Linked DNA regions of Homo sapiens: regions 1 and 2 are each linked to region 3. A link is an interaction called in ENCODE POLR2A ChIA-PET data of the cell type or tissue named here. Cell type or tissue: MCF 10A. All regions are shown on one strand. Each heading gives the region's core, and the rest is flanking DNA. Links, peaks and the distances in the headings are about the cores only. Region 1 overlaps ASAP2 (ArfGAP with SH3 domain, ankyrin repeat and PH domain 2). Region 2 overlaps ASAP2 (ArfGAP with SH3 domain, ankyrin repeat and PH domain 2). Region 3 has its middle 27 kb from the start of ASAP2.

Evidence for each region. Peaks named below come from ENCODE experiments on the same cell type or tissue, not always from the same donor. Only the 100,000 strongest peaks of a DNase experiment are listed, where the experiment ranks them.
Region 1: POLR2A ChIA-PET joins it to region 3 with 5 read pairs; 3 of 35 experiments call an interaction of 5 or more read pairs at or near these places.
Region 2: POLR2A ChIA-PET joins it to region 3 with 6 read pairs; 5 of 35 experiments call an interaction of 5 or more read pairs at or near these places.

What each region holds. Positions count from the first base shown.
Region 1 is chr2:9,312,494-9,318,033 of GRCh38, reverse strand. The region is part of intron 3 of ASAP2 (ArfGAP with SH3 domain, ankyrin repeat and PH domain 2); the gene reads right to left. Among named protein-coding and RNA genes, the nearest start is that of ITGB1BP1, 110 kb to the left of the region's middle. In MCF 10A, for the core only: no CTCF peak of the experiment used is centred there; DNase peaks (open chromatin) are centred at 2,343 and 4,383.
Region 2 is chr2:9,377,736-9,383,275 of GRCh38, reverse strand. It overlaps ASAP2 (ArfGAP with SH3 domain, ankyrin repeat and PH domain 2), which reads right to left. Exons shown (of 28, transcript NM_003887.3): 19 at 4,217-4,332; 20 at 2,468-2,535. Among named protein-coding and RNA genes, the nearest start is that of ITGB1BP1, 43 kb to the left of the region's middle. RefSeq lists an enhancer at 3,964-4,548. In MCF 10A, for the core only: no CTCF peak of the experiment used is centred there; DNase peaks (open chromatin) are centred at 1,785, 2,325 and 4,735.
Region 3 is chr2:9,177,529-9,183,068 of GRCh38, reverse strand. No RefSeq gene overlaps it. Among named protein-coding and RNA genes, the nearest start is that of ASAP2, 27 kb to the left of the region's middle. RefSeq lists an enhancer at 2,323-3,522. In MCF 10A, for the core only: no CTCF peak of the experiment used is centred there; DNase peaks (open chromatin) are centred at 3,058 and 3,688.

The sequences.
Region 1 (5,540 bases), core at 350-5,349, 140 kb before region 3:
CGAATGCTGGGTGCGAATGAGAAAAGACGTGTGTGTGTTGGGGACGGAGAGTGTGTGTCAATGAGTGTGTACGACTGAGTGAGGGTGTTGTGGGTGTGTAAAGGTGTGACTGTGCTTGAGTATAAGAGTGAATGCACATGAGGGTGTATGTGAGTGAATGTGGGTATGAGTGATCGTGTAGGTGTGTGAGGGAGCATGTTAAGGGACTAAGGGTGTGATTGTGTGAGTGTGTGAATGCGATTGTGTATGGGTGTGTGAGGGTGTGATTGTGTACGGATGTGAGTGTGAGTGTGGATGTGAGTGTGAATGTGATTGTGTATGGGTGTGTGTGGGCGTGTGAGGGTTTCAGGATGTGATTATGGATGTGAGTGATTGTGTAAGTGTGTAAATGTGTGTATGGGTGTGTGTGGGTGTGATTGTGGATGTGAGTGCGTGAATGTGATTGTGTACGGGTGTGTGGGTGTGTGAGAGTGTGATTGTGGATGTGAGAGATTGTGTGGATTTGAGTGTGGGGTGTGATTGTGGGGGTGTAAGTGGGTGTGTAAGGGTGTAAGTGACTGAGTATAAGGTGAATGCACATGTGTGTGTGAGAATGTGAGTATGTGTAGGTGTGTGAGGGAGCATGTGTGTGTTTGAGGGTGTGTGTGTGGATGTGAGTTGGGGGTGAATGTGAATGATTGTGTGAGGGTGTGTGTGAGTGAAGATATGATTGTGTGAGTGGATGTGGGGGGCTGTGATTGTGAGGGTGTGAGGGTGTGGATATGAGTGTGTGTGATGCACGGGGTGTGTATGAGTGTGGTTGTGTGATTGTGTGAGTGTGGATGTGAGTGGGTGTGATTGCGTGGGGTGTGTGTTGAGTGTGGTGAGAGTGTGGATGTGAGTGGGTGTGATTGGGATGTGTGTTGTGTGGTTGTGATTGCGTGGGGTATGAGTGTGGTTGAGTGTGTGTGTGGATGTGATTTTGTGTGGTTGTGTGGAGTGTGGATGTGAGTGATTGGGAATGATTGCATGTTGTGTGAGTGTGGTTGTGAGAGTGTATGAGAGTGGACATGAGAGGGTGTGACGGGGGGTGTGTGGGAGGGTGTGAGAGTGAGGGTGTGATTGTGAGGGGGTGTGTGTTGGGGGGGTGTTGCTAGGCAAAGGAGATAAAAGGGAACAGGAAGGGCAAGAGCCTTGGTGCCCCCATTCTTCTCCCTGAAGCAAGAAGGCAGGAGAGTGGGGACACACACCGTCCGCATGGATTAAATTGGGTGGAATGGAAGCCTCCTAACCAACAGGTACACGAGGAGCAAGCAAGTCTCCGTGACAGCAGTTCAAATGCGAGTCAACTCAAGATGCGAAACTTCAGTCAGGAAGAGCCTTCAAGTACGGACTCAGAGCCCTGAGCCTGAAAAGATTCCCTCCCTCAAGTGGAAAACGAGCTCGAAACCCACTTTCGCACTTCCCAGGCTTGGACCACTCCCCTGAATCAACCCAAGGGCCAGTTCCCACTGCTGGGCCCCTGTGGCTTCTGTGACACTCTGGGCTTCTAGATTACAGGCCCAGAGAAGGAGAAGGACGAGAAGAGGGACTTGGGACCTTATGTATTCATTCATACCATCAAGCAAAGGAAAGTTTTATTTTTAGTATAATTATCTTAAATAGGAAGATAAAATGGCACCACTTTTAAAGCAATATGGCATCCGATTTCTATACACCATTCAGTGTACTAATTTTTTTTTCTTTTTTTTTGAAACAGGGTCTCACTGTGTCGCCCAGGTTGGAGGGCACTTCAGCCTCAACTTCTTGAGCTCAGGCGATCCTCCCACCTTAGCCTCCTGAGTAGCTGGGACTATAGGCACGGGCCAACATGCTTGGCTAATTTTTTTTTTGTAGTTTTTGTAGACAGGGTTTCACTGTGTTGCTCAGGCTAGTCTTGAACTCCTAGACTTAAGCAATCTGCCCTCCTCGGCCTCTCAAAGTGCTGGGATTACAGGCATGAGCCACCACGCCTGGACTAAATTTTACATTAGAAACAGAAATGTACTTGGAAAACACTGGTAAGGTGTATAATAACGTCTGCATCCACAGCCAATTCTGCTAAATAAATGATCAATTAATGACTGTCATTTCAGAAATAAACTTTTTTGGGGAACTTTTGCCCTAGGATTAAACAACTCAACATTTCTCACGTACCTGGCCTTCCTCCAAGGTACAATGTCATCAGCTATGTCTTGCTAAGATCAGCCTTAAGCATTAAATTTTTAAATGCTGAAAAGCGCAGTTTAAGGTGCGGTCTTAGGAACGACTGGAAGGAACAAGGACAAACAGAAGGCCGTGCTGATGAGTAACCTACGACAGCAAGCACGCCTAGATTTCCACTGTCATTGACAGTCCTGGCAGCCAGACAGGTGAGTGAGGAATGAAACTCCCGTCACAGTTCCCGCCTCCAGGGCCACATTTCCCTCTACTTGCAGGCAGCCCCAAGTATGCAGCCAGCTCTCCTTCCTCCAATGCTCTTCCTTCCTACAAAGCCCTCTCTCCCACCCTCCTCACTTGCTTGACACCCAAGAGTCATCTCTGACCCCAGTGCTGCCACCCAGCCGTGCGGCACGCTTCTCAACAAATTCCAGGTCTTAACCCTACATACGCAGACCCGTCTTCCAACATTCCCTCCATGCCATTCTCACGTCCACTGCCTTGGCTGCGCCTCACTGCTCCTTCTCAGGACTAAGGCTATGGCTTCCCCTGCTCCCTGCTGCCGCTTCCTAGTCTCTGCCTGCCCCACTCCCCGCTTCAGGGCTATGGCAGGCTTGTCTGGGGTTGTGTCCCTAATAAAGACTAAACTACTTATTCCTGCATTTCACACTCTCCACAATCCATCCTTATTTTCCATGTTTCATCTTCATATTTCTCCAAACTGAACTCTCTCCTTCCCTGATTCTACGCATGTGCTCAATTTGTTCTATTCGACGGAAACGTCTTCCCTATCCCTGCTGTTCAAAGCCTTCTCATCCATCAGGAGTTACTCAAACGCCACCTTCTCTACTAAGCAACCCCAGCAGAATGTGATCCCTCCCTCCCCCAGATCCTCCAATATTTTCTTTTCTATTTTTTTTTTTTTTTTTTTTTGAGATGGAGTCTCACCCAGGCTGGAGTGCAGTGGCGTGATCTCGGCTCACCGCAACCTCTGCTTTCCAGGTTCAAGTGATCCTCCCGCCTCAGCCTCCCGAGTTGCTGGGATTACAAGCACCCACAACCATGCCTGGCTTTTTGTATTTTTAGTAGAGACGGGGTTTCACCATGTTGGTCAGGCTGGTCTCAAACTCCTGACCTCAAGTGATCCACCTGCCTCGGCCTCCCAAAGACCTGGGATTACAGGTATGAGCCACTACACCCAGCCCCTTTTCTAAATGTTTTAAGGCACTTGGCAGGCTCTTCTCGTGTTCATCTTAGTGATCTCACACACTAAGTTCTAAAGGGTAGCATCCACCTTTATTGTATTTTATATTTACCAGAGCTCTTAGCATGGGGCTTGGCCTAGAATAGAGGCTTAAAAATTATTGATGGAAGAAATCAGTATACTGAAATATTTTTTTGGGCATCGAATATGTGAAAGACAGAATCTACAGGGGCTTCAGATAAAATGTTAGTTCTATTAACACCTTAAACCAAACATAATATAGCAAATGCATGTGTGAATTCATTCATTCAAGTGATTTATTGAGCACCTATTTTGCATACAGCAACAGTAGGTAAATTTACAAAGGAGGCTGAGTGTGGTGGCTCATGCCTGTAATTCCAGCACTTTGGGAGGCCGAGGCAGGCAGATCACCTGAGGTCAGGAGTTCGAGACCAGCCTGACCAACACGGCAAAACCCCATCTCTATTAAAAATACAAAAATGAGCCAGGCGAGGTGGCGCACGCCTGTAATCCTAGCTACTCGGGAGGCTGAGGCAGGAGAATCACTTGAATCCAGGAGGCGGAGGTTGCAGTGAGCCAAGATGACACCACTGCACTCCAGCCTAGGTAACAGAGCGAGACTTTTGTCTCAAAAATAAAATAAAATAAATTTACAAAGGTAAATGAAACACGATGCCTGCCCTTTCAGAGGAAGAATTATGTACATACACACCAAGAATGTAAAATTCTAAGAATACCACATAGTAGCATATTTTACACTGCACAGATACTAATGGCTCCTCATTGATGAAAGGTGAGAAAACAGTGACTTAGGTTTTAGGTGGTCAGGCCAGCTGGCCTGGGCTTGGGAAGAAGGAAGGGTAACTGTCCCAGTTACTAACCCCTGAGATGCTCACTGCCCACTCATCTACACGATCATACAAAACCACAATCAGAGTCACCGGCGCAGGTCAATTTGGTCCTGAACCCTGCCTGGCTGGGAGCCAATGCTGTGCGGTCTAGAACAAGGCACGTGCAAGAAAGAAGGCAGCCTACAGGGAGGATTAGAGTCGCTGTCCGGCAGCTGGCGGGGGCAGCGCCAAAGGCACCAGAACCATCCAGTGATAAGGTGGGTTGTGGGGAAGAAAGTTAAAAGTGTCCACAAGTTAAAATTCACATTTCTAAAGAGAATCTTAGGTTTTTCATGAAGCGGGAGTACACACATGAACATGAATGTACACGAGTGAGTGGGAAAAACAAGATTCTCTGCAGCAGAGAAAAAGAAATTCATCACAATTTGGTTTATCCATCTATTTTGAGATTATTCGTTATTTAATTCCAATAAGAACTTAGGTGCTGTTAATAATAGATTAGGGTGAGAAGAGATCAACTATGCTTTGGGACCTACAGCAAAAACATTCAAGTGGAGAAGAGTGAACACTCCACGGACATGCAGACCCACTTGGTCGGCTTGCTTTCGTTCTTCGTTCATTTCAGCAGTGAGTGTGACCTCTGGATGCTGGGAACAGGGCCCGCAGCCTAGTGGGCAATGAGACACTCAACAACCAATTGCAGCTTTTTTTTTTATTTTTTAAGACACAGTTTCACTCTGTTGCCCAGGCGGGTGTGCAGTGGCACGATCTTGGCTCACTGCAACCTCCACCTCCCAGGTTCAAGTGATTCCTCTGCCTCAGCCTCCCAGGTAGCTGGGATTACAGGCACACGCCACCATGCCATGCCCAGCTAATTTTTGTATTATTAGTAGAGACGGGGTTTCATCATGTTGGCCAGGCTGCAAGGACAGCTCTGATGACCACTGTAAAGGAGCCACATGTGGCCGCAGTGGTGGCAGGAGAGGGGGGTGTACGGATGAGTTAGGAAACAAAAACAAGCTAGTGAGGACCTCAGTCCTCAGACAGCCTCTCCCCTCGGGTGAATGGGGAGACACGCCCCATGTTTAGGTAAGTAAACTACCAAGTGGAAACTCTGAGAGCCAGGAATGAGACACCATGGAACTTCAAGGAAAACACATTATTTCTAGCCTAGATACCAGAGGAGCCAGGACTGAGACATCATGGAACTTCCATGAAGAGAACATTATTTCTAGCCTGGATACCAGGGAAATCTCTGTTAAGCAGTGGATGTGAGACAGACCTTC
Region 2 (5,540 bases), core at 279-5,278, 200 kb before region 3:
AAAAAAATTGTTTACTGCACCAGAGGCCACGATACTTGTGACTTCCCCAATTGATCCTATAGATAACATATCCTAAGACTGATCTTTTGAGATATTTTTTCAGACTTTTGCATCCTGGTGACCAACTGACTCCACTGAACCTGACTCATGACTCAAACAGTCCCGTGGCCCCCCCGAGATGATATGCAGTGGACAAGGGCTGTTTCTCATACTCTTATGATTTCACTCCCAACCAATCAGCAGCACCCATTTCCTAGCCCTCTTGCCCATCCAACCATCCTTGAAAAACCCTAACCTCTGAGCCTTTGTGGGGACACAGTTGAGTAATAATTCCTGTCCTCCCACCGCTCAGCCAGCTTGCCATAATTAAACTCTTTCTCTGCTGCAATCACACTGTCTCATGAATTGGGTTTAATCTATGCAGCAGGCAAGAAGAACCTGTCAGGCGACTACAATTGGTGTATGGGGTCGGGGGAGAACCCCACACCTTTGGTCACAGCAGTCTGCTTCTGTATTGCTTGTTGTGACAACAGTGTAACCGTACAGAAAAAACAGGGCTAGAGTTTTCCCCAAAACAACAGGCAAAGGATATTTGAGATCTAAAGGATGCTGATCAGCCTGCAAGTATCCATACTCCATATGGGAGAAAGCTCAACCCCAGGAGAATGAATGTGCTCATTCACTGTAAACCCAGCCTTTTCAACCAGGATGAGAGAATTAAACGCTGTAGAAAATGATCTGTGTGGCTATTTTCTCAGTTCTCTCAAGGAAGGTAGATAGCTAGTTCCGTTCTACATGTGCAGAAGAGAAGTTAATTCGTTACACACTATGGGTGTCTCAGGACCTCAGGGCTTAATTTCCCCCATAACCAGATAGTAGCTACATGACCCTGGCCAAGTCACTTAACTTTCCTGTGCCTGTGTCCTCATCTGTAAAATGAGGACAACAGCAGAAACTATGTCATAAGGTAGCTATGAAGATTAAATGAGACAGGTCAGGTGTGGTGGCTCACGCCTATAATCCCAGCACTTTGGGAGGCCAAGGCGGGTGGATTGCTTGAGGTCAGGAGTTCAAGACCAGCCTGACCAATATGGTGAAACCCCGTCTCTATTAAAAATATAAAAATTAGCTGGGCGTGGTGGCAGGTGCCTGTAATCCGAGTTACTCAGGAGGCTGAGGCAGAAGAATTGCTTAAACCTGGGAGGCGGAGGTTGCAGTGAACAGAGATCATGTCACTGCACTCCAGCCTGGGTGACAGAGTAAGACTCCATCTCAAAAAAAAAAAAAAAAAAAAAGATTAAATGAGCTCGTGGATGTACAGTGCTTAGAAAGAGGACCTGTTACTTATCTTACACTTGTATAGCATTTATTATTAATAGTTCTTTTTTTTCTCCCCCAGGCTGGTGCGCATTGGCATAATCATGGCTCACTGTAGTCTTGAACTCCTAAGCTCAAGTCCATTCTCCCACCTCAACTTCCCCAGTAGCTGGGACTGCAGGTGCGTGCCACCACACCCAGCTAATTCGAAACGTTTTTGTGGAGATGGCGTGTTGCTCTGTTGCCCAGGCTGGAGTGCAGTGACACCATTATGGCTCACTGTAGCTTTGAACTCCTGGTCTCAAAGTGATCCTCCTACCTTAGCCTCCTGGGTAACTGGGGCTACAGGCATGCTCCACCATGCGTTGCTAGTTTTTAAATCATTTGCAGAGACAGAGTCTCACTATGTTGCCAGGCTGATCTCGAATTCCTGGCCTCAAGCCATCATCCCCTGCCTTAGCCTCCCAAAGCTTTGGGATTACAAGGCGTGAGTCACTGTGCCTGGCCTTAATCTATTTACTGAGCGCTGTGTGTCAACTGCTTTACAGCATTTGATAATAATTCTCACAACAACCTTATATACTGGTATAACTGACTGCACTGTAGAAATAAGGAAACAGCCTAAGAGAGTTTCCTTCCCAAGCCAAGCTGGGGAGCCCCCGGCAAGGCCAGGGCTGCCTGGCCTGGTGGGCTCTTTCTACTGTCTACATTGTCTTTTCTTCCAGAACAGGAAAAGATGGTATTGAGCAACCCACATGATCTGGGGCTGAGGAACAAAGAAAGGAGGTTGGCCTTGATGTCCTGCAAAGTAGCAAGTAAACAGCTTACGGAGGCCAGAGAGCAGGCCCTTGTGGTGGCCTCGGGCCTCTGTTCCAGTTGTCCCACCACAGCAGTGATGTTACCAACACGGCCAACCAGCAAACACTGACTCACACCCCAAGTCTCACTGCGAGGGGTGGGTCCCCCTAGGTTTCCCTGTAGACTCCCTAGCATACCTTCTCCAAGGCAGGCTGATTCTCGGCTCATCCCATCAGAAACACTGAGCTCTGCTCAGGACACTGGTTCACAGCAAACCCTGCCCAAGGAGGACAGGCTTGGCTCCCTGTCCCGTGACAGGTGCCCCACCCCGTCCTTGTGGTGGGAGACTCACCAGCTCCTCACAGTGCTCGTGCTTGAGGCGCTTGGCAATGTCCAGCGGAGTCTCTCCTGACTCGTTTGCTAAAATTCAAGGGCGAGCAAAGGAGGCGTTAAGGCAAAACCCAGCAAAGGCCTGACATCCAGGACAATTTTTAAAAGGAACAGAAAGGCAGCACTAAATTAAATTGGGCCTGGTTAATGAAATCCACAGTGAGTTTGACCTAGTCGAGGCTGAATGTATCTTGTAATTGTATAGAACTACAGCTAAATACAGAAGGTAAAACTTTAAAAGATGAAGTTTGAACTAATCAAGAAACTAAAACTGGCCAGGCGCAGTGGCTCACGCCTGTAATCCCAGCACTTTGGGAGGCAGAGGTGGGTGGATCATTTGAGGTCAGGAGTTCGAGACCAGCCTGGCCAACATGGTGAAACCCCGTCTCTACTAAAAATATAAAGATTAGCCAGGCGTGGTGGCACATGCCTGTGGTCCCAGCTACTCAGGAGGCTGAGGCAGAAGAATCGCTTGAACCTGGGAGGCAGAGGTTGCAGTGAGCCGAGATTGTGCCACTGCACTCTAGCCTTGGTGACAGAGCGAGACTCTGCCTCAAAAAAAACAAAAAACAAAAACAAAAACAAAAACTGTTGAAGCAGCCACCTAATTAAAATCCACATCCAAACTGTAACTCATTGAATAAAGCGATTCATCATAAACCTCTAACGAAAAGCACTGCTCACCTATTTCCATGCACTGCAATATAACAAACTTTTAAACCTTCTCTCAAGCAGTCTATAAACCCTGAAAGTATATACTTTATTTATTTTTTTTTTTTTGAGATGGAGTCTTGCTCTGTTGCCAGGCTGGAGTGCAATGGTGCAATCTCAGCTCACTGCAACCTCCGCCTCCCGGGTTCAAGTGATTCTCCTGCCTCAGCCTCCCAAGTAGCTGGGCCTACAGGTGCGCGCCACCATACCCGGCTAATTTTTGTATTTTTAGTGGAGACAGGGTTTCACCATGTTGGCCAGATGGTCTCGATCTCTTGACCTCGTGAGCCACTGCACCCGGCCTATAATTTCTTCTAAATAAGCCTCAGTCAATGAGGTCTGATTATTAGTTTTTTAATGATAAGCACGGCTCTCAGGCAGATGTGTGTCTTTTTTCTATTCTTTCCTCTTTATTTAACAGTCCTTCAAAAATACTTCCTCCTGAGGGGACAACAGCTGGATGCTCTCAAGGCACAACTGTGCCTTGGCTGTTGGCATGTCGGGGTCCTCGAGAGAGGGAGGGACCGGGGCCAAGTAACAACCAGGGCCCTTCATGGAGGAAGCAGTGGTGCAAATGAAAGGAGAGGGCAGTAAACAGCATCTCCCCCTGTAATCCGTCTAAACCCAGAGCCAAGAAAGGGGCCAAGTGTGGCCTCAGGTGGGGGTGAGTAGACTCAGGGTATGTGAACAGGTCAAAATTCCCCAACCTTGTCCAAATTCACCTGGCATCCGTGAGAGCTGCAAGACCCACCCTTTGCTTGTCTTATGATCTGTAAAATGCCTGTAAACGCGCCCAAAGTCTAAGTAACAGATGGTGAATGCGGCCTCGTGGAACAGGCAGGGAGAGGCTCTTTCTCATTAGCGGTAGGTTCTCCTTCTCTTTGGCACTAACAAGAGCCCACAGGGTTGGCCCTGTTTCCAAGAGCAGCGCTTGGATGGCAGACAGGAGGCAGAGGCCAGGGTGCAGCTGAGCCCACCCCCGGGGCCCGGGCCCACTCACCTATCTCGATGGAGGCCTTCCCCCGCAGGAGCAACTTGAGGCACTCGGCATTGTCGGTCAGGCAGCAGTAGTGCAGGGCTGTGCTGCCTTTCCCTGTCTGTTTATCCAGGTTCCCACTGCCCGAGAACAGGAACAGAGAGAGAGCATAGTGTGTCACAGGCTGGACGACCAGGGACTGCCCGGCAGGGAGCCTGGGCTACGGGCACAGGAAAGGCAGACAGTCCCCGAGTGAACGGTTTCTGTAAATCATCGCCAAGGTGGTGGGACCTGGCACCGTCCCTGCCTACATGGCTGGGGAAGCCTTAGCAGAAGGTCATCAGGGAAATAACACGATGATGGCAGAAGAGGTCAAAAGGGGAGGGGGGCATCCCTGTTGTTGCTGAGCATGTGGGGCCAAGGTGGGGCAGTGCACTACCGGGGTGAACCTAGAGCCCAGCGTCCTTCTCACGTCCCACTGGCTGCGCCGAGGCTGCTGTGCTAGGCCGGCCAGCTGTGCTGGATGCAGGGCCTCTGGATGCCTGTGTGACTCATCCATCCTGTCCCACGGGAGGACGGAGGCTGAGCTTTTCTCTATCATTATTTGATATTCCCTCCAGGAAAGGGAAAAGTCACTTTCCCAAAGCCCAGAGTCCCCAGGCTCCTCGGCCTGTTTGCCCTGGGAATACCCTCTGAAAACAGGCTAAAGGGGAATCTTGAGATTTTCAAAAGTTCTTCCAACATATCACAAGACCAGGTCACCCACAAAAGGTGCTCAGGCTTGGCAGACATGGGACAGGCCCTCAATCCTAGCAAACATGGCCACTGTCACATTCTGAGGAGGGGCAGTGAGCTTTGTGCCCCTGCACAAAGTGGAGACAGAAAGGCGATCTCAGGAAGTGGCACCTGCTGCTTCCATGAGAAGGAAACCAATTACATTTTCAATATCAAAAAAGGAGTTTCTTTTTCACCAAATTGTGGGCATGGGGAGCGGGGGGTGTGTTTCATTTTCAGAATTCTCCCCCACTTTTGTCCTCCTTCCACTCTGGAAAAAAAGAAACTGGGACCTTCCCTCTCCTGCCCCCTGAAAATGTGCATGGAGGGAGAGGCATCACGCAGCTATCAACCAAATGTTTACGAAACCCCTGCTGCGTTCTAGGAGCCGGGCTGGCACTCAGAGATGGGGCATCAGGGCAGCTTCCACCACGAGTCCAGTGAACTCAGCCTCCTCAGGAAGAAGCTGCAGGTCTTGGGGTTGACCACCCCACACTCCCCTACTTTCTGGCCATTTCTTCACTCCTCTGCTCAGAAATGGGAGGAAAAAGCAGAGGACACAAAATGCAAACTA
Region 3 (5,540 bases), core at 394-5,393:
CCACAACACATGGGAATTGTGGGAGCTACAATTCAAGATGCGATTTGGGTGGGGACACAGACAAACCATATCACCTGTCTAATCTTCTTTTGTATTTTTTAGTAGAGATGGGGTTTTGCCATGTTGCCCAGGCTGGTCTTGAACTCCTGGCCTCAAACAATCCACCTGCCTTGGCCTCCCAAAGTGCTGGGATTGCAGGTGTGAGCCACTGTGTCCAGCTAACACAGAGTTTTTTTTTTCTCATTTGTTTGCTTTAATGCTTTTACAGTTTGTCAATTTTTATCTCAGCTGTAATAACCAACATGTACGTGACATGTTATGGTTTACAAAACTTCACTTGGTCATCTTGTGAGTTAAGCCAAGGAAGGAGTGCCTTGTTATCCCCTCTGAAATTCAGAAAGGTGAAGTGATGCGCTCAGCACCACAGAGCACAGAAAGAGCAGGGCTGGAGCCGGGCACGGGGGCTCATGCCTATAACCCCAGTGCTTTGGGAGGCTGCAGAGGGGTGAATAGCTCAAGTCTAGGCATTTTAGACCAGCCTTGGCAACATAGCAAAATGCCATGTATACAAAAAAGTACAAAAAGTTAGCTGGGCATGATGCTGTGCACCTCTGGTCCTAGCTACCAGAGATCCTGAGGTGGGAGGATCACTTGAGCCCTGGAGGTTGACGCTACAGTGAGCCATGATTGAGCCACTGCACTCCAGCCTGGGCAACAGAGCAAGACCCTGTATCAGAAAAAAAAAAAAAAAAAAAAAGCAGAATTGGGACTCAAATCCAGTCTTCTGGATCTGAACCACTGTCCTAAACACCATCCCTCCTAAGCAACAACTTGTGAACACAGTGGCATTGCTTACTACTTTTTAAACCAATGTCTGAACTCGACGTGTCTAAGCTAAACTCACCTCCTCCTCTCCACCCCTCAACCCACTTCTCTCCTGGCATCCCCATTGCTGCTCAAGGTGCCCCCTTCAAGATGTCCTTAAATTGTTCCCTCCCTTCCCTCTGCTCCACATCCAATCGGTCACCTCTTCCCTCATCTTCCTTTCAGGCTGATCCTCCAGGATGCCCTCACTTTCCTGTCCTATTTTCCTGCTCAGCTCAGCCCCGTCTCACAGCTGGTCTCTCCCAGCCACCCCTGAAAGCTGTCCCCACCTCAGTACCATCTACCTGGGACACCTGTACACCAGCACAGCCGACTCTACCTTCCAACAACATGATTTTCGCCACTATCTTGAATTAAGCGCCTTATGTTAACTAGAATTTAACAGTGTTGTATACATAATCAGCCGTCAAAAATAATTTACTGAATGAAATTTGACGGTGGGTTTCTCAGGAGCAGGGGTCACGCAGTGTGATGTTTACTGGTGGACACCCATGATCCAGCCCCATGCAGATGTCCATACTCGTCAAATGGGTACTGGCTGATCAGATACATCAAAGGATGCCACCTGTCTATTCAAGCCTTCCAGGGCTCCCCTCTTCCTGCTAAGTCAATGCATGGACTGCTGAGCTTCTCTTTCAATTTACTTTATCAAATACCTCTGTATTAGTCAGGGTTCTTGCATTTTGAGAAATTAAAAACCCAATTCTAAAGACCTCAACCACCATAAAGGGAATTTATTGGCTTGCATAACTAAGAAGCGTAAATATCGGGAAGGGGGTCCATTGAGCCAGTGGGTTTGTAGCAGGCTGCCACATCCTAGGGTGTCTGTTCTCATGCTGCTAATAAAGACACCTGAGAATGGGTAATTTATAAAGGAAAGAGGTTTAATGGACTCACAGTTCCACATGGCTGGGGAAGCCTCACAATGATGAAGAAGGCAGAGGAGAAGCTAAGGCATGTTTTACATGGTGGCAGGCAAGAGGGTGTGTGCAGGGGAACTGCCCTTTATAAAACCATCAGATCTCATAAGACATTCATTACCATGAAAACAGTATGGGGAAGCCATCCCCATGATTCGATTATCTCCACCTGGCCCCACCCTTGACACGTGGAGGTTATTACAATTCAAGGTGAGATTTGGGTGGGGACACAGACAAACCATATCTATGCCTGAGGCAAGATCTGGAGCTAGGCAAAGTCAAGTGGGAGGTGAAGAAGCAGAGATGATGGGGAGGAGTGGGAGCAACTGATAGGAGTGTGAGGTCAATCCTTGGGTCCTGATTTTTCTGCAGTCCCCACGTGTTTGTATGAGCAGGGTGGGTCCATTTGTGGCAGCCACAATGGGTCCTGGTGGGTGTTCAGGGCTAAGGCTAGGACTGCTCAATCTGGAATCTGGAGGTGGGCGAAGGGAGGTGTTTGACAGTGCCTTATGGAAGTAGAATTGGTCAGGAACTTCCATCCTGCAAGAGAGCTATTTTCAGGTAACCCCAGCCCTCCACCCAGTGAAAATTATGTCCTTCCTTTTGAGAAGCCAGAGTTCAAGAACATCAGGGCTGCTGCCCTGAATAACTTTCTGTTATGCCTGAAATTGGGAACCTGCACCAGAGAGCTGTTTCCTGTGTCTTTCACTGTTATAACTTTGTCGTTGGTTCCTTCTTATCAACAACATGGGGTTTCTCCAATTTGTAGAGAATGAAGAGAAGTGGTGCAGGGTTGATGCAAACTGGCCTAGCTGCGAGGAAATGTGTGCATCCCCAGGACACAGAGCCAGGCCCTGGGGTTACAAAGCCAACGCAGTGTAAGCACCAAGAAATTAGTAACAACTGTAACCGCTCCAGGCACCTGCCAGTGTGCTGCCTGCGGTTCAATGCTGATGGATTCTCGTTGGTTAGTTGTGTGTTGTGTGTTGTGTACATGTGTATTAGGAACCCATGTATGTGTGTATGTGTAGGGGTGGAGGCACTACCAATATCAATTCAGACCATTTTCACAATAAACCGCCATGTCCTACAGGCCTGCTGGATCCTTGCGTGCCTTTTTTTGCTACTCCACCCAACATTGCAGAGGTGGAAGAGCTTCCTGAAGCCTGGGAGGGTCAGGGGAGGCCCATGGAAGTTGTGTGGCACTCCCCTGGGACTCAGATCCAGCTCATGTTTATTGAGGGCCTGCCCCAGTGACTAATCCTCCCACAACAGTGCTGGGGAGGCATTAGTGACTCAGGAAGGATATGGGACTTGTCCAAGGGCACACAGATTCCAACACGGGAGGTGCTTTTTCCACCACGCGGAGCCCAGACTCTGTGGCCAGACTACCTGGTTTGCACCCCAGCTAGGCACTTGCTAGCTGTGTGGACTTGGGCAAGTTACTTACTATCTCTGTGTCTGGGTTCTTCATCAAGGAATTACTTACTATGTTTAGCACAGAATAAATGCTATGTAAATGAACGCTTATCTTCTTAAGATGATTACATCACATGCTTCTGAAAATGATTTCCTCAGAAAAACAACATACTAGAAGAACACGAAGGCTGTTTTCAAATGGAACCTCAGTAAGATTAATCGTCTTGGGAAAATTGGCCTTCTCTTTCCTGCCTTGGTCAGTACGTCCCTTTCCAGGGGGCCCCTGTCTGGGACAAGGTCCTCATGGAGAAGGTCAGCCGAAGAGCTTCGCAGCTTTGCCCTCGTTGGCCTGAATTAGATGGTCTGATGGCTGCTTGGAAAAATGCACTGCATTTTTTATGTATTTTCCCCATCAAAACACGTCTGTTTCGTTCTCTTTTAAAGGGCGTCCATGAGTCATTTGGCAGGAACAAAGAAGCTTCAGTTTGCAACTTCCGTGGGGATACAGTTTAAACAGTGTGGGCTCACGTGGTTTTTTTTAAAATCTGAAAACATGCCTTAGAGGTGCCTTAAGCACCTGATGGCAGCTGTTCTCTCTTGACAGCTGGATTCCAAATGTAAATATTATTTGTCAGAACGTATCAGAATCATTTGCATGCAGATGTAGACAGCCATCCCACGGGTGTGCCGGGGAGGCGGGTCCAAGGCCCTTTCTGCTTGTTCAGTCTGGTGGAACACAGTGCGGTTTCCTAGACTGGTTCACTGCTGTGTTTCATAAGGAGCTCAAAAGCCAGGCCAGCATCATTTCTCTTCCTGAAGGCAACCCTCCAACTGTCCCACTCAATCCCAAAGTCATCAGCATGAGGCAGGAACCTGAGGCCAGGGGCCTGGGAGGAGAAGAGCAGGGAGTGAAGTCCCACAGGTCCCCTGAGCCCTGACACCTTCTCCCCTCAGCACCCCAAACCCAACCTGTCTGGGAGCAGACTCCCCTCCCTCAACTCCCGGGTGCACCTGTCACCTGTCCACACACAGCCACACACTGGGGGCTGGAACATGGGGTGAAGTGCACAGAGTTGGATTTGGGTACATGCCACTTCCTCTCTAGCAACTGGGGAGGTTACTTCACTTCTCTGCATCAGTTTCAGCTACCTCATAGGGTTGCTGTGAGAATTAGATTAAGTAAAGTGCTGTAAACCAAAAAGAAAACTCTAAATTCTAAGCCCCATAACTCTCTGAATGAGCCCCTCCTGTCAGCCAGGGGCCTTCCAAAGTCAACCTGAAAAACCAGTTCAGGCTGTGACAGGAATGTGGGGCTGGATATGCCTCATTACACCCTCCTCCCTTTTGGAATTACTGATAGAACACACTCTAAGTCTGATAAGAAACATTTACAATCTAGTCCCTCTAAAGCCTGCTCCCTGGAGGCTGCCTCTGCATAATGGGAACTTGGTCTCCACAACCCCTTATCTTAACCCAGACATTCCTTTCTATTGATTCTAGGTCTTTGGACAATAACTTGCCTTTTCGAATTGAACCAGTGTACATCTTACATGTACTGACTGATGCCTATGTCTCCCTAAAATGTATAAAACCAAGTTGTAATCCAGCCACCTTAGGCATGTGTTCTCAGCACCTCTTGAGGGCTGTGTCATGGGCATTGTTCACTGAGATTAGCTCAGAATAAATCTCTTCAAATATTTCACAGAGTTTCACTCTTTTTGTCAACAGCACTAACCCACATAATAAATGCTCATAGTAAATGCTCAGCACGTTACCTGTCATTGTCAATCAGTCAGTAAGTCCCATTGTCGCTTTCCTGAGTTACTACTCGGGACTTTCAACAGAGCTCCTCATTCTCATCCGATTTCAATCCATCCTCAACTTGGTTACAAGAGTTAGCTCCCTACATTCTTTTTTTTTTTTTTTTTTTTTTTTTTTTTGAGATAGAGTCTCGCTCTGTCACCCAGGCTGGAGTACAGTGGCGTGATCTCGGCTCACTGCAACCTCTGCTTCCCGGGTTCAAGCGATTCTCCTGCCTCAGCCTCCTGAGTAGCTGGGATTACAGGCACGTGCCACCGCACCTGGCTAATTTTTGTATTTTTAGTAGAGACGGGGTTTCACCACGTTGGTCAGGCTGGTCTTGAACTCCTGACCTCGTGATCCACCCACCTTGGCCTCCCAAAGTGCTGGGATTACAGGCGTGAGCCACTGCACCCGGCCGGGGTAGCTCCCTGAATTCTTATGTGACTCTGAATCTCCTTAAAACCCTCCATCCATTTCCCATTGCTTCAGGATAAAAACATAAGCATAAGATGA